2 separate regions of the Homo sapiens genome follow, and region 2 is linked to region 1. Evidence: chromatin loops called from intact Hi-C (ENCODE). Cell type or tissue: PC-3. All regions are shown on one strand. Each heading gives the region's core, and the rest is flanking DNA. Links, peaks and the distances in the headings are about the cores only. Region 1 has its middle 280 kb from the start of LINC00693. Region 2 overlaps RBMS3 (RNA binding motif single stranded interacting protein 3).

Evidence for each region. A loop is a pair of places that touch in the nucleus more often than their neighbours do. Peaks named below come from ENCODE experiments on the same cell type or tissue, not always from the same donor. Only the 100,000 strongest peaks of a DNase experiment are listed, where the experiment ranks them.
Region 2: it touches region 1 in a loop (4-fold over the local background); 2 of 110 quality-filtered maps call a loop at or near these places.

Annotation. Positions count from the first base shown.
Region 1 is chr3:28,847,457-28,859,635 of GRCh38, forward strand. No RefSeq gene overlaps it. Among named protein-coding and RNA genes, the nearest start is that of LINC00693, 280 kb to the left of the region's middle. In PC-3, for the core only: a CTCF peak has its summit at 6,566; no DNase peak of the experiment used is centred there.
Region 2 is chr3:29,999,615-30,011,793 of GRCh38, forward strand. RBMS3 (RNA binding motif single stranded interacting protein 3) reads left to right here. Exons shown (of 15, transcript NM_001003793.3): 15 at 4,242-10,772. The coding sequence ends at 4,248. Among named protein-coding and RNA genes, the nearest start is that of RBMS3-AS1, 72 kb to the left of the region's middle. In PC-3, for the core only: no CTCF peak of the experiment used is centred there; a DNase peak (open chromatin) is centred at 6,737; H3K27ac peaks cover 1,107 bases.

The DNA.
Region 1 (12,179 bases), core at 2,385-10,384:
CTCCCTCTCGCTCCCTCTCGCTCCCTCTCGCTCCCTCTCGCTCCCTCTCGCTCCCTCTCGCTCCCTCTCGCTCCCTCTCGCTCCCTCTCGCTCCCTCTCCCCCTCTCCCCCTCCCTCCCTCCCTCCCTCCCTCTCTCTCTCTCTGTATGTATGTGTGTGTGTGTGTGTGTGTGTGTGCGCGCTGCGCGCGCATGATTGTGGTCTTAAAGGTGTGATGAATTACGGGCAAACCTTTTGTCTTAAACAGGGTGTCAGTGTTTACATTCTGTATATAAATTTTATTTCCCTGAAAGTCTGACCCCAACCTACTTCTGTATATGCTTTAGTACAGCCATTTAACAACAACAACAATAACAAAAGAATAAGCTGCATACAGGGCCGGACTTGGCCTGAAATTACATCCCACATAGCTCTAATTGTTCAGTAATTTAAACAGAAGAGTGGCATTATGTTGACTCGGCGATTTAAAATTATGCTAAAGCAGGATTTTGCCAGCTGGATCCTTGGCCTCGTTCAGGAACATACTTGGCTGTGTGCAACAGGGACCACTAATCCATGAGGATAGAGAAAATGAAAATTTTTAAAAAGGCAGAGTATTCTCCAAACCAGCAAACCATCACCAATCAAAGTGCTAGGATTTTATGATAAGTAGAGACCCTGTGGTTACTTAGGCAGTGTTAGCAATTTGTACTTGTATGAGAGAAAGGGCACCTGTGAACTCAGCTGTCATTCAAAGGTGAGATGCCACCTTCATTTAACAGCAAGGACAGGGGCATGCATGCTGGATTTTTCTCTCCAGTCCTTGAACAGATACAACCTTTTCTAAAAACCTGGCTCAGTTCTGCACCTTCCTGAACAGTATCCTAGGGAAATATTGGCAATTAAGTGCCCTGTTTTCATGGGCCTCTAATTTTTCTCAGCGATTCAAATTTTAATGCCCATAGGGTTTCCAAGCTGAAGGCTGACTGGGGACTTTACTGAAGTATTTTTCTTTGTCCTTACAAAGGGGGGAAGCTACTTTAGTTTCCATCATATAAATTCATATGACTGGCCATGTGGCTGCTTTAATGACCATTATCTAAGACCTTGTGGCTGTTTTAATAGCCACATGCCCCAGTGCTCCTCTCCTTACAGTCAGAGCTGATTTTTGTAAAGTGTGAATCTGGACTCTGTTTTGCCAGGTCTTCACAATTTTCATTCTGGTTTATAATCTAAAAGTTCCCAATATTTAAATATAAGGCAACCAACTGACCAACCAAACAAATATATACAACAACCAGAAAAGCTCCAGAGAGCTAGGACATTTATAGAGGCTGACAAATGATTTCTCCAGGGCAACTCTGTCAGGATATAACAGCACTATGGGCCGGATAGGGCTGGTGGATCACTCGTTTTGACACCTGTTCTCTACAGTCTTTCTGTAATTTAGACTAAGGCTAAAATGTGTGTCTTGCCTCCTCTGAAAGGGGACTGTTGTAGGTGACAGGGATACTGCACTTAGCATTAGAATTGCTTTTGGTCAGGTCGAGCTTTGGCACCTGAGTGATTGTAAGCAGGTTGTTTCTCTACTCTGCACTTTGCCTACTTGCCTTGTCAGTGAAACATGAATGAATGCTGGCCTTGTCCCTTCCTTGATGTTTTTATCCGGATGCAATGAGGAATGGATATGAAAGCACCATAATTGGTGAACTCTTGAGCACTACAGAGGATGATATCCTGGGCTGGTGGTCAAAGATTGGGGTTGTGCGCTGATGAATTTATAACTAACCAGCTGTGAGATCTGGTCAAGTTATATGATCATTCTGGTATTCAGGCTTCTTATTTGTAAAGACCAGATTTTTTGAAGGGAAGCAGTAGAGTGAATAAGAGAAGGCAAACCTGAAATCAGGTTGTAGCTCTGGCAGTTATTTACTGTGAGATCTGGCTCAGCCAAGTGATCCCTTGCTATTCATTGTGGTCCGGTGGCCTCAGCATCTCCTGGAGCTTGTTAGCAATGCAGAGTTTCAGGCTGCACCCCATATTTGCTGAATCAGAATCTATTCCCTAAACAATTTGTAAGCTCATTAAACTTTGAGAAGCATTGACTCAAGCTAGTGGAAGTCAAAATGTAGTCCTGGATGAGCAACATTATCATCTGGGAACTTGTTAAAAAAAATAACTTCTCAGAGCCCCTCTCAGACCTACTGAATCAGCAGTCTGAAGATGGGAACCAGGAGTCTGTGGTTTAATAAAGCCTTTAGGTGATCCTGATGTACACTGGTGAAGCCTATTTTCGCTTCCATTATCTCCTCATCTCTAATGTAATTGCATGAATAAATCTACCATCAGGGCATTTTAAGGATGAAAAAAATATATGGCATAGTATATTATAGTAGAATGGAATGTACTATAATATAATATGTATTTATATATATATAAAGAGAAAATCATGTATATGATGAGCAGAACATAATGTGCAGTATAGATTGGCAAATAAATTGGATACAAGGTAATTGGTAATGGTCTATACCAGTTATGGTTTCAAGCTAACAGAAGCAAACCCTGGCTAACTCAAGCAAAATGAAATTTATGGACAGATATGTTGTAGATTATATAATTAAAATTTAAAAAATGAGCCTTCATGCTTGGAAAAGGAAACAACCAGGGAAGCTCCAGGGATCTAGGACAGTTATAGCAGCTGATAAATGGTCTTTCCAGGGCACCTCTGTCAGGATGAATCACCTCTAGTTGCCTTTGGGGCCATTCTATTCAAGATCCAAATTTTTGGTAAGGAAACTGCCTGGCAGGCTTGGGTCATCTGGAGGACAAGGCCCCTGAATTGCTATGTAGTGAGGGTGGAGGAGTTTCTCAAAGGAATCTGCTATTGTTATAAAAAAAATGTGAGAATGGGAACTAGGCAAGCCACTCAACAGATACTCATTACAGATATTTCTAGCTCCAGTATTCTGAGTCTAACATTCTGCATGGACCTCAGACCTGGCACAGCAATGGGAAATCCTGAAGCAGCAAGCTAAAAGATAGGGCTGGTGCTTTCTGGAGACCTCCTGGCTGTTTCCTTCTACGCACAGCTGTGGGACTTTTCTCTTATCCAGACTGGAATAGTTTTCCTTTGGGTGATTAAAGGAGTTGTATGTGCCCAGAACTATGTGTGCTTTCACAAACACAACTGTTGGTCATGTATGTCCCTGTTCATGCCGTGAAGCGTGAGGTTTTCCTTGAGAAAGGGCCACTCCTGCCTGCTCACTAACAAAGCCAAGAAGTATACAGCAAAATATGTTAGGATGTCACATTGGACATCCTCCCTTTTCTCCCATAGTTTTATAAGTGATTATAAAGACAAGCCCATGCCCGAATTTTGCCCTATTGGCTCTATGCACCATTTGTTTTTATGAGCATTTTGCTCATGTGGGAAAAATGGCTATGCATTTCTCGGGCTCTCGCCCTGTTATGTTTTTCTCCTCTTGATTCTACCAGTTAATCACAAAAAACAACCCTTCTGAATGTGGGGTTTTCCCCTGGCATGTGTCTGTGCTATGGAACCAGTAGCTCATAATGGCCAGTCTGTGAGGGGAAGTTGGTGTGAATGCTGGCTTATTTAATGTGCATGTGAGGGAAGAAGAGGTTTCAGAGGCCTTTTAAAAGGATTGTGCTGATATCTTAAGAATCATCTGGTGCCTCATAATATTTGCTAATCAAACCACAGAAAACATGGAGAGGCTGGGAGGTTCAGTGGTTACAGTACCCACATGCCCATCAAGCAGGCTTGTCCCAGCGTTAACCATTAACTGTCTTTTTCACACATCCTGGGTAACTTGCTCTTTCTTTCATTTCAACTTATGATAGAGACATCAATAATTATCCCACAAAGTTGTAATTAAAATAGTCAGCAGAACAAGGCCAAAATAGCCAATATCAATAAGAAAATTAATTGGTCTTAGATCTGAAAGAGCATCGAGTTGCTGAGTGCAATATTAGAGATAAGTTCATGTTTGCAGGAGTAGGAAGGCTTGTGAGGTGCTCTTGTGAGAAGAACAGATAACAATGGCATCATCTTTTATGAAAGGGGTTATATTCTAGTGTCCTAATGGAAGGTAGAAATTGCATACAATTAAGATAACCTTTAGAAATCTCTGAAATATTACATGGGGTTTTGTATGTACACATATGCGGCAATATAATATGTAGTATAAATAATATGTAACATTAGATAACATTCACATTATAATAATTATGTACTATGCATATATAATGTGTAATATATATTATATTTTATATGTAATATGTTCTATAACATATATGTAGTGCATTATAAATATAGTAGTCCCCCTTATCCACAGGGGATACATTCCAAAAGCCCTAGTGGATACCTGAAACCATAAATAATACCAAACCATATATATATATATACTGTTTTCTCCTATACATACATACCTATGATGAAGTTTAATTTGTAAATTTGGCACAGTAAGAGATTAACAATAATTAGTAATAGAAAAGTTAAAACAATATACTATAATAAAAATTATGTGAATGTGGTCTCTCTCTCTCTCTCAAAATATCTTATTGTATGTAATATTTCCAGATTGTGGTTGACAGTGGGTGGGGATGGGAGTGAAGACACAAATAAGGGGAAACTGACGTACTTGTGTATTATACACACAAGTAAATATATCCTTGTGTTTATAATATATAAATCTAAGTAATACATATACACATATATATAACATATTGTATATATTATATAAATATATACTATATATTTATAAGGTATTACCTATATAATAATATACAATTGATATTAGTTAAGTTTATATTATATATGAACTTTACAAGTTTATAATGTTATAAACATACATATGTAGCATTTGTATTTGAATACATGTTCAAAATATAATTTCACAGAATTTTAATTATGTAAGCAAATCTGCTTATATTTGAATTCCCAGAAGTTATGGCACATGTGATTATCTTCTTTTTACCTCAAAGCCTTACTTGTAGAGTAGAAAGTACCTTCTCTTGGTTCCTTTTGGAATTCCCTCATTTTATCCCGGTATACAGGTATAGTCTAAGCTCAGCATTTGGTGCTATGCTGGCTTTTCTGCCCAAATGCTATGAATTTAAGCTATGCATAGATATAAAATATGTGGTCATGTTTGAAGTTTGGTTCTTTACCAATCTTAGTTTAGACCTGAGTAATTTGGGAGCACAAGAAGCCAAAGAAATTTTTAATCTGCTAGAAGTGTCTTCAAGAATGGCAATTGTTAAGTATCCATTCAAAGAAAAACTGAGTATTCCTGGCAGATGGATGATATTTTAAATCCTCATAATTTATTTACTCTTATTTTAGCCATCATAAAAATTTTAGTGTATCAATTATACACAAAACTGAATATTAAAAGCCAGAGAAGAAACACGCTGACATGTACTTATTTTGAGCCCAGTCACCTCAAATTATAAACAAGTTCTATACTATGTCTGCACAAATGCACATGTATATTACATAGCCAAGTATTATGTAAATCAACAATTATCATTGCTGCACACATTATTTTCCTACAAACTCCAACATGATTTTCATAAACAACTGTTTCTCAAACATGATGTTTAGAATTTCCCTCCCCAATGACCTCTGTTTATGAGCATATTATATACCTTTTCTTTCCATTGTAGTTATAAAGCAAAAGAGGCTACCTTGCAGAGTACATTTCTTCCTATCCTTCTTGCAGAAGATAATACACTGGTGGCATTTTCTGACTTTTCGGAATTTTTTTTTAATTTTTTCCTCAGTTTTGCTCTGGATAGACTATAAATAATTAAAATTTGTTTCAGGGTATGTTTTTTTGGAATCTATCTTTTTTTAGACTCATAACTTGCATTTGGTCATTGAAAAAGTAAACATTTGAAAGAAAAATGAAAAGATCAGGAAATATGGAGAAACAAGTTGTGTTTCAAATGAAGTTTTCCATGCAGTTCTCTCTACCACCTGCCATAGAACATTTTAAGGAAACTCAGCTGACAGCAGAATTAGTGCCTCCCAAAGGTCCCAAATGTGCACAATGTCTTCCTTTATGACAGAACTCTCTTAATTGTCATTTCAGGTTGTTCAAAATGACAGGAATAAAACAGAAAACAAGAGTTTTGTGTGGAATAAGTATAGAGTTCATCATAGCTATTAAAAATTCTAATGACATGAAAGCCAATTATTGTGAATTCAGGTGGTTATTCTGAATGTACTTAGGTACATGACAGTTGAGGTAAACATTTTGGCCCCAGACAGCTCCATTAATTAATTACTACTCAGGATTCTAAAGCTTGCTTAGCTACTTCAAGAGCTGCGTGGAATACTTATAAGATACATACTCAAGGCAAGTCCAGACAGGCAAACCAGGTACTTAATAACATTTTTCCACATACTTGTTTGACTTTTACATATTAAAGCTCTGTACAAAATATTAAAAATATTTTACACCACCTTCCATTTTTCTCTATAGAGAAATGTATATAGAAAAATCTATAGCAACTTAAAATGAAAAAAAAAATAGTGTGTCTGAAGAGGGCAGCCTTTCCACAATTTCTTGGAATTGACTCCACTTAAATACACATTACACTGGGCAGCTAATTTTTTTTTTTCATTTAATGCTTGTGACTGCTTTTACATGTGCTGGTCCTAAATCTTACTCTCCAAAAATTAGGCTCAATTCTCCACTTCATGTCCCTCCTCCACGTTTTTTTTTTTTCCAGTTTCAATTTATGTAGGTGGCAACAATATTCTTCCAAACAGAAGTCTGTATTTGAAATAATTAACTTTCCCCCAACTTACTAATGAGTATTTTAAGGGTATACAGTTGCTTTTTTAGATGAAGTTTTATAGAAGTTGTTCCTTCTTTTAATAATTATAAAATCTTTAGTTTCTTTGGGGGAAAAATTGACATACTTTTCAAACTTTTCTACACCATTTATGCCCACAAGGATTAGCTATATGATCATTTTCAAGAAAGGTCATATATGTGCTCTCTCTGACATACTCCATTCAGTCATAGAGCAAGACTTTAAACGTTTTCTACCTGTAAGCACACCCACCTTGAGAAGCATGCACACTGAGGGCAGTTTTTACCTGACAGTTAGCATGGAGGATGATTCATTGCTGGAGCTGTGGCTATGCTCTCCTCGGTACCTACGGCCAAATGGTCAAGTTGGAGCCTTGTTACAACTGCCAGTGGTTGGGTAGCTCATTGCAACTGAAGGGGAATCCGTTGCTACTTTTGCAGAGGAGAAGTTGGTCCTCCCATTTAGTTTTATGCTGAAGGTAAAGAGGTGAGAGGAAATCCCAGGATGACAGTGGAGGGCTGCGCAGTGTCTCTGGACATGTTCTTATAGGGGAAAACTTGGGAGTTTCATGTCTCTCTGTGATTAGGGATAGAAAGAAGGATCTCTAATTTTTTGAGGTGTTAATTAAAACACACTTAAAATTCAGCAAATGCCTCTACCACTTTCAATCTTTGAAAAGCTTTGTGGATTATAGTGCATTGGTAGCATTTAAGTCCAGGGAGGTCTGACTCTCCTGAGAATTCATATGGCTTTGAGGAAAATGTGATTGGGTTGGAATCCTGGTTAGGGGCAGCTACATTCCCAGAAACTGTGTTCTAGCTAGCCTGTGGCCAGATCCTTCCCATTTAATATTGTCCTCTGTATGACAGCAATATTATGAAAACACCTTGATAATATATAATGTGACATATGAATATTTAAAGACTCATGTATTCCTGGAAAGTATGACTTTAGTTCAACCTTCTCAATTTATAGATGAGTAGAAATGACTTGATTAATGCCACATAATTAGTCTCAGATCTAAAAGAAACAAAACGTTCCCAGATTTCTTTTCATATACCTTATATGGTAGGCAGCCTCCAAGATGGCCTCCAATACCTGCCTCCTGGTATTAATACCTTGGTGTAGTCAACTCCCACATTGTACCGGGATTGGTTTTCTTGGCAACAATTGCCTGCAATCATGGGTGACTAATGAGGAAATTCAAGATTTCTTTTGTTTAAAAGAACTCTGACAATGCCTGACACCACTACATGTGTTTTACAAGTTTCCAAAACACTTGCTAGAAAATCTTCAATCCACAAATCCAGCCAGTGGAATCAACTTTGAGTTTGGTTTTTGTTTATTTATATTTTTTTGGAGACAGAGTCTCTGTTGCCCAGGCTGGAGGAAAAGTGGCACCGTCATGGCTCATACCAGCCTCAGATTCCTGGGCTCAAGAAGTCCTATCTCCTCAGCCTCCTGAGTAGCTGGAACTATAGGTGTGCACCACTACACCCAGCTAATATTATTATTATTTTTGTTTTTTTGTAGAGACAGCATCTTGCTATGTTGCTCAGGGTGGTTTCAAACTCCTGGCCTCAAGTAATCCTCACCTTGGCCTCCCAAAGTGCTGAAATTATATGCATAAGCCACTGTGCCCATCCCAGCTTTGAGTTTTAAATTCTAGATATGCTAGTGTCTTGACATTTTCTGGAGGTAGTGATCCAATATGATGATTTTTACTTCACAAATTCCCAAAGTAGTGACCAATTCTCAAGTGGGAGTAGACCTAGGAAAATGTGGCAAGCAGTCACTCAATCAATCCTCCATAAAGAAGTCGCAAACCAAACACTTTTTAAGTTTTCTATCTTTGAAACTATCCTCTTTAAGAAAGTTAAGATATTACTTAAAGTCTTCATTGATACTCCAAGTTCCAAACCAGTACTCTGAAGATTTAGGGTCAAATTGTTCAGACTGATATGTTCAGGCTGATATGTACTACAAATTAGATAACTCACTTACTCAGGTGTGTTCTAAGGAAGACCAGTTCCCTGAGATGTTTAATAGGTATTCAATAAGTAAATAAGTTGAGATAAAGAGGGAAGAAGAAGATAAGTAAATAGGTTCACTCGACAAATAACATTGGGAAACTGGGTTTAACACATTGATCCATGAATAGGTCTTTGAATCAGAAATTCTCAGCGCCTTTTATATGCTAAAATGTCCAGAAATTCCTCAAGAGAGCAGTGTCCTCTGTGTTAGCTTTCCTGCTTTCCTCATACCCCAACATACAAGAGAGAGATAAGAACACTATATAAACAGCAACCTGTGGGCCAGATCTGACCCAAGAATGATTTTGCAAATAAAGTTTTATTGGAATACGGCCACACTCATTTGTTTGCATATTGTCTATGGCTGCAAATTTGAGGAATTGTGAAAGAGACCATATGGCTCATAAAGCCTAAAATATTTACTCTAGGCCCCCTTAAAGAAAAATTTTGCTGAGTCCTGAATCGGAACGTTTAGAAAGTGTAGTATTGCCTGAAACTGACCAAAGAACCATATTTCAGTAGTCCATTCTGTGGGTCCAATTTCTGTACAACACAGTTTGGGAAACAGTGAGTCAGCTCAAGCTTTCCTTATGGATGCTGTGTATGCCTCACCTTCTCTTGTTAGCTTGAAAACAGGAGTCCCTACACTGCCCTGCTATGGAGCTGGTAGAGGAGGATTTCTGATTCTCTGAGACATGGTCTGGCAGATTGAGCCCTGTAGCTAAAGTGAGTCAGTTCATTTTTGTAAGATGCAGCAAGATCAAGTTGAGTTAATAACAGGAAGCTTATTTATTTACTGAGCATCCTGTTCGCTCTTTTTAGTTTTGTGCAGAAAGGGAGCTGGAGGTTACCTTGTGCTCACGTCTTCGGGGACTTATGGCTGGTTCTGTCTCCTTGAAGAAAGTGACTGCAAGACATGTTAAATAACAATTCAAAAATTCAGGGAATTAATTTTTCTGGAAAGACCTAAAGGGGGAAAAATCCTGAAACTCCTGTTTTCTGTGTTTCAAAAGAATAATGTCTTTCTTTCCCCTAGGAATGATTCACTGGATGCTATAGGCTTTCTACAGACTTTTACTTGTACCACAGTTAAAGGTGAATAGTGTTTCTGCGAATAAGGTTCATGAGTTATCTGTTGCTGTAGATAACAAATTACCTTAAGAATTAGCAGCCTTAAGCAACATTATCTTACATAGTTTCTGAGTGTAGATTGGGTAGCTGGCTCCAGCACAGTGTCCCTTTTACGGCTACAGTCAAGCCATTAGCTAGTGCTACAGTCTCAGAAGACTTGATAGGCTAGAGTATCAGCTTTTAAGCTCACGCATGTGGTTGTTTATAGGAGGCTTTAATTCCTCACCATATGGGACTCCTCATAGGGTGACCCATGTTGTAGCTTTTCCCAGAGTAAATGATAGAGAGCGTACCCAAGGTGAAAACCTTAGTCTCTTCTCTCCTGGTCTAGGAAATGACATACTATCATTTTTACAGTATTTTATTGGTCGAATAATATGGGAGGGGCCTACAGAGAGGTGTGAATACCAGAAAGCAGCGGTCATTGGAGGGCACCTTAGAGCCTGGGTCCCACATTCTGGTTATTTAAAGCAGTCTCTGCGATGAAACCTCTTAGCCTTTACCTCTTCCGTCTGGCTTAGGATACTGAAAGCCCAAGGCTAGCAAGTTGGGCCTAACATCTTACATGTGCCTAAAGTCAACCCTGCACATGTAAGACCATTGATAGCCCACAGGGCACCTTTTTGTAAATGAGAAAAAGGTACCCTTCCCAAGATATTTTACTTCCACCGGTTGGACAATTGTCCTAATATGCCAATTTTATTACAGCAAGGCACTTTACAACTGCTGGAAGAGTGTTGTAATATACCAAGGTATAATTTTTTTATGTTGTGAATGGCTCCCTCATGCAGTACACAACATGCACAGCCTGTGTATGCTATGGTCTTGGCATATGGATTCTAGCTAACTGTACATTTAAAACAGCTAAGTACAATGACTGCCACATCTTGACCACAGTCTTTCTAGAATCTTCCAAATGGGCTTGATCTCTCACAGTGCACCCATAACACTTAAGAATTAGGGCAGTTATATGCCCTTAGTAATTACATATTCTTCCTTATAGTAGAGTTATGTATGTGTTAACCTCCCTCACTTAACTGTAACCTCTTTGAGGGTAAGAACTGAGTCTCTTCATTCATTATTTCATTCATCTCATATATACTGAGACATCGTTACTGGTAAAAGTGATGGTTAAAAAAAGGGTAACCCCGGTCTCCTGGTACTTAGATTCTCATGTAGGACATGAACAATGTCAAATAAAACAAATATGCGAACAAGATAATTTCGAATAGTGATAGGTTCTGTTAAAAAATTATGACACGGTAATAGGATAAAGACTGATGACATTAGGCTTACTTGTTCTTTGGGGCAGAGTGGGAGGAGGAAGAGGTAAAAACCTCTCAGAGGAGAACCCCAGCATCCTTGTAACCCCTGTTGCTAACAGAGTACCTTGCAGATACTAGATATGGAACAAAATTGTTGTAAAGTTAAAGTGAAGTGGGGTTCAAAGAACAAGCAAATAAAAACTCGGCAAGGAACATTTGGATTTCAGTAAATATGTGCCATATTTTAACTCCTAGAGGAAGATGGAGTCTCTGTTATTCCACATCTGCTTTTTATAAGCAAAGCACAAAGGCTTGGTTAGGTCTCCTTAAATAAGACTCATTTATTTCTCCTCTCTCACTGGAAAATAAGTAAAACCAAGAGGCAAAATCTACTGAACATAGTTACCAAATCAATCTTTACTGGTTAATTGTATTGAGATTTTCTCCCTTTTATATTTGTGCTGAGGCTAGCTTAGATTTATTTTATTTTGCATTTTGTATTGGAATGAGGCACAATGAGTAACTTGTCCAGTTGCAGATTTCGGAAGGAGGAACGTGGAGATTTCGGAGGCAGTCCAGAGGAGGGCAGTGAAATGGCTGAAAGTCTGGAAACTAGGGCTCACTGAGAAAGGTTAAATAAAACGGATTGATGTAATCATGAGAAAAATGCCAAAGGATGCTTGGCATTAAAAAGAGATAAAGAATATGTGAGCTGCTTGTCATAGCTTTAATGATCTGGGGCTTTATTAAAACTGGAAAGATTTAGGTCAGCTTTTATGTAGCATGTCTTTCCCAATTGTTGGAAGAGTCTCCATAGTGTTAAGAATGTGATGGAACTCCTTGGCTTAGTGAAATGAATCTAGAGTTCTTGCGTTTCATAACTGAGCTAGATAATTTATTATTAAAATGAGAGAAATTAGTT
Region 2 (12,179 bases), core at 1,818-9,817, 1.2 Mb after region 1:
GGATGAAACTGGAAACCATCATTCCCAGCAAACTATCACAAGGACAAAAAACCAAATACTGCATGTTCTCACTCATAGGTGGGAATTGAACAATGAGAACACATGGACACAGGAAGGGGAACATCACACACCGGGGACTGTTGTGGGGTGGGGGGAGTGGGGAGGGATAACATTAGGAGATATACCTAATGCTAAATGATGAGTTAATGGGTGCAGCACACCAACATGGCACATGTGTACATATGTAACAAACCTGCACATTGTGCACCTGTACCCTAAAACTTAAAGTATAATAATAATAAAATAATAATTTAAAAAAAGACCTAAAACCATAAAAACCCTAGAAGAAAATCAGGACATAGGCATGGGCAAAGACTTCATGCCTAAAACACCAAAAGCAACAGCAAAAAGAAGCCAAACTAGACAAATGGGATCTAATTAAACTAAAGAACTTCTGCACAGCAAAAGAAACTATCATCAGGGTGAACAGGCAACGTACAGAATGGGAGAAAATGTTTGCAATCTACCCATCTGACAAAGGTCTAATATCCAGAATCTACAAAGAACTTGAACAAATTTACAAGAAAAAAACAACCCCATCAAAAAGTAAACAAAGGATATGAACAGACACTTCTCAAAAGAAGACATTTATGCAGCCAACAAACATGAAAAAAAGCTCATCACCACTGATTATCAGAGAAATGCAAATCAAAACCACAATGAGATACCATTTCATGCCAGTTAGAATGGCAATCATTAAAAAGTCAGGAAACAACAGATGCTGGAGAGGATATGGAGAAATAGGAATACTTTTACACTGTTGGTGGGAGTGTAAATTAGTTCAACCATTGTGGAAGACAGTGTGGTGATTCCTCAAGGATCTAGAACCAGAAATACCATTTGACCCAGCAATCCCATTACTGGGTATATACCCAAAGGATTATAAATCATTCTACTATAAAGACACATGCCCACGAATGTTTACTGTGGCACTGTTCACAATAGCAAAGAGTTGGAACCAACCCAAATGCCCATTAATGATAGACTTGATAAAGAAAATGTGGCATATATACACCATGGAATACCATGCAGTCATAAAAAGGATGAGTTCATGTCCTTTGTAGGGACATGGATGAAACTGGAAACCATCATTCTCAGCAAACTAACACAAGAACAGAAAACCAAACACTGCATATTCTCACTCATAAGTGGGAGTTGAACAGTGAGAACATGGACATCGGGGGTGGGCGCATCACATACTGGGGCCTGTCAGGGAGTGGGGGACTAAGGAAGGGATAATATTAGGATAAATACCTAATGTAGTTGATGGGTTGATGGGTACAGCAAATCACCATGGCATGTGTGTATACCTATGTAACAAACCTGCACGTTCTGCATATGTATCCCAGAACTTAAAGTATAATAAAAAAAAGAAAAGAAAAATTAAATTATTAAAGAAGTCTAACAGTTTCATCTACAATTTGTAATTTAGATACCTATGTAATTCTTTCAAGGACAATTTTTTTAAATATTCATGGCTTTCTTTATGGGTTCCCTAACCACTTCTTTAAGTTTACCTGTGAGTAATCCAGTAGAGGGAATATACTGTGACATTTTTCCACACTCTGGATCACAGAATCCCACTTTTTACATAGCATTACATGAAGCTAGTCTGTCAGGAATTATTCTGGAAAATATTGCTTCATTTGGCTATCTCTGAGACTTCCTCCTCCTCTAAAATAGATTTCTAAGATTATCGTTTGTTACGTTCCAATATATTCACTGTGCCTTTTTTTTGAGGGTGGAGGAGTGAGGAGAGGATTCAAAATGACTCTGTATTCTTAAATTCAGTGAAATTCCTACTCTACCATATTTACTCTGACTTTAGAAGGCCCTCATCTCAACCCTGGTATTGCAAGTTCTTTTTATACTTCAAATCTTCTCTGGCTAACTGAACTGCCATGAATACCAAATTTCTATACATTGTCAGTATATCAATGATGAGCAAATTATGTCCTTCACATTTGTGAGTAATACAACATTCTATGTATTATAATATATTGTAATAATACATTGTATGTGCACTGTTTTACCGTTTGCAATTGATTTCCATACTCATTATTTCTTCACATGAATTCCTGTTTTCAAGTTATTTCTTTTTATTTTATTTCTTATTTTATTATTTATTTTATTTATTTATTTTATTTCTAAAATGTCCAACTTAAAATGTTCTTGTTGCCAAAGATCCCAGCCTAAAAAAAATTAAAACCCTTCTGTTTTTAGGAATTTCAGTGCAATCCATAAGTATTATGTAAATGTGCACATTCACATTTATTCTAGGACAGAGGAGATCGGCAGGAGTGAATTCAGTTCTTTGAAATGGCAAGATCCTTTTTACTTCAAACTTCAGCCAGCAAATATGAAGTTGTAAAGTACTACCATCTATTTGCCATCATTTGTTTTCATGTGGCAATGGGACCATTTTAAAGACCAAGCAAATTATGGGAGAGGGCTATTGGAAACATTTGTGTACAGTTATAAAACCTAAAGTAGTTCCAGCCTAGCTCATAAATATATCAATGCTTTTGAGACCAGTGAATATCAAGTACTTGAGCTTGATGGGTCAGGTATTCTATGCACTGTAGTCCACTGAATAAGACATCATTCACTGAGCAGCTGCTAAAGAGATTCATGGTGTTTTAGGCATTTTTGGTTCAGTACACAATAATACCAGAGTAGAAGATGGGAGTGAGAACAAAGAACAGACTCTCCCCCAACACACACACACATACACACACAACTATATAACCAAGAAAAAAAATTGTTCCCTTAGTAATATAGATTTTTAGACATAAATGGAGTAAGTCTATAGTTTGCAAAGCTAGAGACAGTTAAAATATAAACCATGGTTCCCATGACTACCACTAATAAAATTTTTTCTTATTGTTGCTACTGTATGAAAATTGTAATTGCTTTACTTCTTAGAAGATATCTCACTTTCTCATATAACACAGTAATATATTTTTAGGGACTTAACCTATTGATAAAAATTGAATATTCGATCTCTCAACTAGTTGCTTTCCTCACATGATTTTAGGAAGAAATTAATCAGGTTCCTAATTGCCGTAGCTGGCTCACATGATGGCTTTTTGCAAATCAGGAAACTATGTCCTTTCCAGGCCATCTCAAGCTAAACAATACACAGTTTAAAACACTGTGAATTGGGGTTACAGCTTTCCTGCAGGGTACATACCTTGGGGAGCAGACGATGGGCTGAAATTTAGCCCCCACTCCCTCAATCATACATCTTATATAGTAAACAATCTGTAAAACTATACATAGTAACACTGAGTCAAATTTACTAAATTAAGCAACTGTGCATCAGAAGAACTTGCATAACTTTTTGCTGGCATCCAATACCCTGAGCAAAGAGGCCTTCAGCTAAATGTAACTTACAGAGATAATATAGAGGTCCTTCTTTCTATAGCACCACTCTGAAGTTATTTTACAAACTTCTAATCTGTGGGCAAAAAAGCTAAGAGTAAAGTCATCCTGCTGGAAGGTTAACCTTGCAACATAGAAGGGGCAGTAGCAGAAGTCTTTATTTGACATGAGCTAAGCAAAGTGGCATATAGTAAAATGATATTTTTCTAGTTAAACACCTATTGTGTATATACCACTCTGCCTAAAGGGTAAAGGGTAGAAGTAAAATATAGTTCCTGCTCTCACAAATTTATAATCTTGACAGGGGGAATGAACAAGAAAGTAGAGAAGGGGAAGAGGAAAAGAGAATAAAACTGCATTGGCCTCTTAACTGTCTCACTTATTTCCTCAGGCAATAAGCCTTATGTAAATGTACGTGATGAATACCATGAGATAACATACAACCCAGTTATTTTGGGTGCATAGTAAAGAATCTCATATTTGTTGCTGGAATTAGTGATGATTCCTATAGTAGTTTTGAAGGAACAGAATTACTCAAAGGATCTGTAAGGAGCTATAACATAAGCTATTACCCTTGATTTTTAATGTAAACAAACTCTCTGGCCCAAATCTGTATTTAAATGAAAGTGGCAGAATTTGACAATCTCATAGACTCAGTATGATTTTATGATGCTTTTGTGACTATGTTACATTGAAAGCTTGGTATCTTTTAAAGCTGCCTCATTGGAAAAGGGCACAGAAGGTGATTTCAAAGTTACTTTAATTTAATGACCACTCTTATTCAATTGTTTTCACAGACCATAAACAGGACTGAAGAATGTCTGTCTGAATCTTTGCCTTGAATGAAGAAACTTCATTGAACAAGAAGTTGGCTTCCAGTTTGCACAGACGTCAATGGAATGCATTTTTTTGTTGTTGTTGTTGTTTTTTTTTTAGTGTTATACCTTACCCAATGAAAGCAAAGTTTTTATGTGCTGTGCAAATGGTCTTCATGTGGTCTGACAATTTATTTTTGCCATCATTTTTTTAATTAAAGAAAAAATTTCCAGAAGAGGAAAAAAAAACTACAAAAAACAAAACATTGAAGGTTGATATTTTATGTGGAAGAACATTTGAATTGAATTCAGAATTTTTCTGAAGGTGTAGATACTTTTTTTTTTTTTTTAACAGAAAACCTGATGTCAAGAGGTGGGCAATAGAAATGGAAACAAATTGTCTTCCTCAATAATTAAGCTACTTTCTCTTTTTCCCTTCTTGTTTTAATCTAGTGGGTTTTTTATTTTATTTTTTCTTAGAAATATGTAGGTAAGGTTTATCTTGAATCTTAATTGCCTTAATTTTAAGGACGTCAAAGGCTCTCGAGGCAAGCTGTCAACGTCTTGTTGAAAACAAAAATCAAGAAAGAATTGAAATACTGTGCCGGCTTTCACTGGCACAGAAGTTTAAGACTATGAGTTTTTAGGGTGAAGAAAAAACTGTACAGTTTAAATGAAAATGTTTTTCTTCATTTGAAGAAAATTTGTTGATAAACCATGGCAACTGCAAGAATTGGAAAAATGCTGGGACTTTTCATGAACTTTGTCTTAAGTGTTGACATGAATCATTCTAAAAGGCTAAAACATTTTACAGTAAAGTTATTAAGGTTGGTTTAAAAACAACTGCATTAGAAATAATGCGTGTTTGGGGGGCAGAATGCAGATTTTTTTAATTTACAAAGCGTGATCGCTAGCAAAAGCATTAGTGCTTTTTATCTGCAGTCTTTTTTATGAGCTTTACAAAGTTTTTAGTCAGCTTTGCTTGTCACATTGCAAAACCTAGCTTAAGAGCATTAAAAAAAAAAACTTAAGTAGATAGGAGCTTATGGTCAAAAAGTGCAAAAAAAAAAACAAAAAAAAAGCAATAGATAGAGAAATTGTTGACAATTTCTGTAGTCTTTCCTAGTTGTGATCAAATTCAGCCTATGGATGGCCTATTTTATACCAAAGATGAAGTGACACCCTATTACAGTCCAGAAGATAGAGGTTGTTTTCGTTTCTTTTCTTTTTAAAAAAAAAAAAATTTATTTGACCGACATGGCCGGACCAGTTCTTTCTTTGTTGTTTGTTTAAACTACCTTCCACTGGTGTTTTACATAGTGCAAAAAAAAAAAGAGGGTGGGGGGAGTTGTCTCTCTTTTCTTTAAATGTGTATTCATTGATAGCAGAAGCTTGTACCTGCTGTGTTTAGCAGTTTCAGCATGAAGAGTTCTGGATATGAACTGATTCATAGAGCCAAGTGGCTTTAAATTCTGTGAGCTTTTCTGGTTTCTCACTAGCTGTCTTGAATAGTGAAACCTGTATTGATGGCCACTAGTAAACCAAGATGCTTATTTAACAGGTGGAATATTCTTTATATGAAATTTCAGCTAAAGACACTTTCTGGACCTGGTCTGAAAGGTCATTTGTCAAAAAAGCTTAGGGATATTCTGTGAAATGGTGAGTGGTCTCCTGGAAAGGTCTCATTGTATTTGAACAATAGTCTTCCCTCTAAATTACAACACCTCTGGGTTTTGTCTTTACACCTCTGTCTTTGTCATCACCTACCATGAATAGTCACCTTGGTTTTGCAAATGGGGAGGGGGTATCATCTTTTTGCCTGTTTTCACTGTATTTTTGTATATTGGTGTTGCCGAAAGAACTTTTTCTTTCAGTTTAATTCTTTGAGGCATGTAGGACCAATAAGATTGAGAATTCTATTGGTGGAATTTAGGGAAGTCCTTAAAATGCTAGTTGACAATCAAGGAACAGTATGATTTATATCAATAAGAACCAAAAGAATTAGGTTTGATCAATCATTTAAGCCAAGGAGGAATACTTGCATTTAGAACAATGCAAAACTTTGTCTAAAATGAATTAAATTGACCCACCTGTAAAATATATCTACATTTTTAATTCATGAGATGATATGTGTTCAACCTTTACAGTTTTACCTGAAATTAAGGACAATGGAATAGAATTTGTTAAGTGAACCATTCACTAGATTGCTTTCTGAATGAATCCTTTGAATCAAATAGGTGAAACTCTTTTCAAAAACTAAGTCAGTCACAGGAGCCTGTCTTAGTCCAAAAGAAGCAGGGAAATGTATTTAAGTGTACTATAAAACAGGGTAGGCTTTTTAAAAACTAAAAAGTTTTAAAGGTAAATCATATTCCCATTAGGTCAACATGAGTAATAAGGTTGACTCATGTGAAATTGTCAATATTCTACTATTTCTGTAAACTCTGGTTCTCTTATTTGCAACCCCATGCACTGGAAGCCCAAATCAGAGAATGACTCCATATATTTATGGTCACATTGGAGACAAAAGTGTATCCAAGAAAATGTAGTGTGCGTTATAGAGAAATTCCAACTGGTCACACTCACCATTATGGTTTTTCATGCTTTAGAGAAAATGCTAGATTTATACTGTCTTTTGTTCCATCCTTCAGCTTCCCATGCATTATAAAGGTGGCACTTAAGTTTTTATCTTTGAAAAGTGGGCCCCAAAGTTTTTTGGGGTACAAAAAGACATGTATGAGAACCATATTTTCTGTTTCTCTTTTTCACTCTCTAAACTCTTTTTGTATAAATAAGGATTATCCTGGGCATAATTCATTTGAATATGAAACCAACATACTTTCTTTCATTTTTGTGAAAAAATAACCAAAAACATGTATTAATGTGATACAAAGAAAGTCTCATTCACACAATCAACAATGAGGCTAAGAGGTAGCTACCATGTGGCTAATGAATGTGCCTAGGTAACTTCCTGTTTCTATTCAAAACTGCTGCTTTATTTGTACATTCAGAAATATTTTTTTCAACTATGAAATTTCAATATCAATTTTTTAAGCCAGTTTCTGCAAAAGGAAATGACCTGTCATTTGATGTGTTCATGTGTGTTTTGTGTTTGGATAGTTTATATCATGCCATTCTATAAAATGTATGTTTTCAAACCAAAAAGAAAAAAAATAGAAGGAAAACAACGGCACATACTCAAATTTGCCCTGCTTTGTCTGTTGTCTTACCTAAGACTTGTTTTGAAGAGCCAAGTCTGGGAGAGAAAAAAAAGCATCAACAGGTAAGCAGCATTACATTGTGTGGTAATAAACCAAAATAAGTTTTCAATATATACAGACAACAGAATTCAAATTTAATCAACAAAATATATTGTAGTGATTTGTTTGTTTGTTTGTTTGAGACGGAGTCTCGCTCTGTCGCCCATCCTAACTAGGACTATAATCTTTTTTTTTTTCTTTAAGTTGAAGTTAATTTTCTGTGCATTCTGGTCCACCAGATTTTCAAGCATTTATTTGGATGTTTCCATTTTTCCTTTTGACTTTAATAGCCAAGACTTAGCTTAAACATCAGGAAACAAACTAAAGCCACAATCCAAATGAGAGAAACACTGTCTCGTCTAAACTCTAGTTTCATGGTCAGTGCAACAGTGAGTTTTCTTTTAATAATGGTATGGTATTGTCAAGGGAGGCAAAGTGTTCATGGTAACTTGGAGCTCCCCAATACATGGCCATGTCTTCTAAAGACAACGTAATGAGCCCAAGTGAACTGAAGGTCATACTGGCAGGTGCTGATGACAGTTTGTCCTTGAATGCTGACATGTCTTGAATATTGCAAATGTCATAATACTCTTTTAAAACAGTCCTCTACCTGACTCTAGTTTTGCGAGGATTAGTTTGTTTCCTTGGTAGATTTCAACATTTCAGAATGTTACCTCCAAATTTCACTTGAATTACTTCCTCCTGTGACCTTAGCAGATCTGTCACATTTGAAAGCATATGACTCACTTCCACCCCCTTCTAATGAAAAACTGCATGGTGTTAAAAGCACTCTCATTAGAAATATAAGGCTGAGAACTGAAGAAGGCTGTTTAAAGCAGGAATTTCACTTTATTTTACTATGCCTAAAAATACATCTTTGGACCCCTTGCAAAGTGCTTTAAAAGTACTTTCAATTTATGCATGACTCCAAAAAAGTAATTTTTTTTTCCCAAAAAAACCTCTTTATTTAAATAATTGGGATATTTGCTAAATACCTATTTTTTTTTACAGTGGCCTAAAACCCCTATTAATGAAAAGTGAAATTTGATTTAATTAGGACTCTTGCAGTCATCTTCACGACTGAGGAGAAGTTTCAATAGGCTGTCTAGACATTATGATGTTAATAGGAGATTAAAATACATTTGGCAATTCATTTTCATTCTTAATTTGAGTGCATGAACCACTGCAGATGAGCTGATAAGCAGAAATTCTCAAGTGGGTTTCACTAATAAATGTTTTTTTATATGATTTGAAATCAAGTAAAGGGACAATGTTTATGTACGTGTATAACAACATTCAGCACATTTGAGGAATCACACACTATAATAAAGCTTAAACCTGTCATAGAACCTTGATCTATATTACTTTGTCTTCAGTAAAAAGTGAAGGATGAGATTTTGTCTTTCATGTTATTGTAGCTGGCATGCTTCAAAATTTTGAGCTTACTGGGACTGACAGCCTCTCACTTCAATCTGAGGGATTGACAGAATTTAAACAGGCTCATTGATTCTGTACACTCTACCCTTCCTGTGGCAAGTGATAATGGGATTTCATTAATGAATCAATTTGTTTTACAAATGACATCCACTGTGGCATTGGAAGACAGTTGGGTCTGACTCAAGTTTAACATTTCTTACCAAACATTCTTAAGTATGAAATTGGTCCTTTAATCCAAATGCTCTTGGTCATGGCTGTCCTTTGCGGATTACATAGCATTCAGGAAAGTACAAAAACTAAACACTAAATCCCCAACTGGCCCCAAAGACCTTTTATGATGTGAGAGACAAGAGTTCACCCCAGATTAATTTCTTTTATCATTGGCTTTATACTCTAACATATAGATACTCTCTATAGCAAAAAAGGGATGAATGGCTTTCAATATTCATTTCTGTTTATTTTTGTGAGGGAAAATAATATATCAAGAAAATTTTCTTCCACTTAGAAAGCTTTAAAGCTGAAGTAGAGGTGCAGTCAAGCTTGGATCTGCAGGAAGAACCACTAGGCCACTGAGTCATACTTGAGCTTTTCTTACTACTGCCCCAATTTCTAAATTGTGCATAAATACAATCACTCTCAATTTTTGAAGGGCTAATTATCTACTTTGTGGGTGTGTTTTGTTTTTTCTTTTCAGCGTGTAGGGCTTGGGCTCTGTTTCCTTTTATTAGCATGTCACCTGAGGGTGGAACAAACAATTGGAAATAAAATTTGATTATTTTATTTCTTATAAAGTATTAATTTCTTAAGGGGGTTTGAAATCATTGGTAAAATTAATATCAGTACATTATATGTCATAAATTTTGATTATCTATAATGTCTTTTCTTATCTACCACAAATAATTGAGAGTTGGCTAAATTCTTGCAGAATATATGGGAAAAAAATCATAGCAAAGAATTCAGCTTCCCTCAAAAGAAAGCTATTTTTGTTTCCTTCACTCCACTAAATTTGAACCAGTAGCACGGATCAACACGACTTCTGCAATGAGAGTATAACGGTAGCTCTTGGTACAGTCATATTCATATTTTTAAATCTTTCTTTGACCAAAACTATTGCATTGTTTTCATTACATTTTGACTGCGTTACTTATTAAGGCCGAATGACTTTGACACCCCCGTGGATTATTTTTATGATCACATCAAATTTAAACAATGTCCAAAGTGTAACTTTAATGTTATATTTTGTTTCAAACCCTCTGGTCTAAGATTATTGAGAAAGATGTTTTTTCCTCCTCCCTCAAATATGTTATCTCTTCATATATAAAAAAATAAGTTATTCCATGCTTTTCAGGAACTGTAAAAATTATTTCAAAAAGATATTTGAAAAAGTTTTCTCTATTCTGGACACAAATGCTTCCATTTATTTCAAAAGAAGAAGAAGAAAAATGGAATCTTAATTTAAAAAAATATATGTAGTAGTATCTGCTATGAGATATTCAGTCTCTATAAAAAAAAAAAGGGACACAGCTTCTTTTAAAACCCTTGTTTCAGTCCATATTCAACTTCATGGAACTTCTGAAACATCATTCAATTTTGAACTTTATTTAAGAGCATTTTTGTACTGCTGTCTCTGACTGTCATGGAAAGTTCTGTAATTCTAAGGTGTTTCTGGTTTTATTTTTAATTTCTTCATCTGTACCACAGTCAAATTAGCAACCATCTCCCCCATCCCTTGGGCTTTCTGTAGATCAGTGGATGTTAGGTTTAAACTTCTGTTTTCTTTGATGAAGCTTTCAATAAAAAATGAAAATAAAATCAATTGAATAGGGCTGTTGTGTTTTTCTGCACTCATCCAGAGACTGGTTGTGGGAGGAGGGCTGATAGGAAGGAGTGGTGCCCACCTTTAATCTGGAACAGTGCTGGAATTTTTTAAATAATCATCTCAGCTAACAAAAAATGACAGAGGAGAGAATATTCAATACATGCCAAGGGGACCTGAGAAAGCCACTGTTTGTGGGAATTTAGAAAGAGAGGACCATTTAGGTCTTCCCAGGGACTCCCACAATCTTCCTCATTCTCAAGTTTAGGGATTTAGAGACCACAGAACTCCTGTCTCCAAACATGCCTAACAGCTACCAACTACTTGATGAATCTTGGATGAAGGCCAGTTATATTTGACACCTATGGTTTGTATCCCTGCAAGGATTAAATCCAGGTCAACCAAAATCAGAAGTGTCCATTCCTCAAGTTACAGAAGACTGTGCTAAGCAAATAAAAAGAAAACCTATTTTTCCAGACCAGAGTAATCCAAGCTAGCTTGGAGCTCATATTTAAGAGCCAGTAATATCCTGTTCTGTAATAGTCATTTGCTGTGTTGTTCAAAAATATTCCATTCTACTGTAGAAGACAGGAAAACAAAGGGATACATGAAATTCCTATGATGTGTTAAACAACAAAGCGACCCTTAAGACAGAAAAGCTAAGTACAGCATGTGAGTGTGAACAAAAATAGAAAGGGAAAGAAAGACCAAGAAAACACTATATGTGATACACTAGATATATATATATATATGAGAAAATTAAGCATTCACTATTCATTAGGTCTTAATTTGCTCACTCTTTGTTGCCTTCCATTCTGGTACCCACAGCAGCTCATCAACCTAATTGGTGAATTTCAGTGGTTTGCCCCTGATTGTCTTGGAGGGAGTAAGAATGCTCCACTGGCTCCCTCTTTCATTGCTCAAAACCCAACTCTGGTATAACACACCATCACTGGAGAAGGATGATGTGGCAGAGGGAAAAGGAGTATATATACCAACATTGCAGAACATTCAGCTAGTGTGCTTCCACCCCTCTCGCACTTTAACCTCAATGAGTCAACCTACCCCATGACTTTCACCTTGTTTCTTTTCTGTGTATTTAAAATTGATTTAATAAGCCCCGTGCTTCTAGCATCTTTATTGGTCTGTGAGTCTTTCTGTTCTATGACTTCTAGTATAATCTGCATAACAGTGTAGTTGGAAGCTACCACTACATCAAGGTGATTTCCCACATGGCATCTTCTTGCTTTAGAATACATGCACCCAGGGGAGGCTGTGGAGAAAGCTCTCCAACCGGTGCCCAGGCTCTAAGAATATGTTGTGTATATACCATTTCCCTTTCTGAACATCAGTTCACATTGTACTGGCAGAAGAGAAAACTAGACGAGAAAACTGGAAGAATGGATT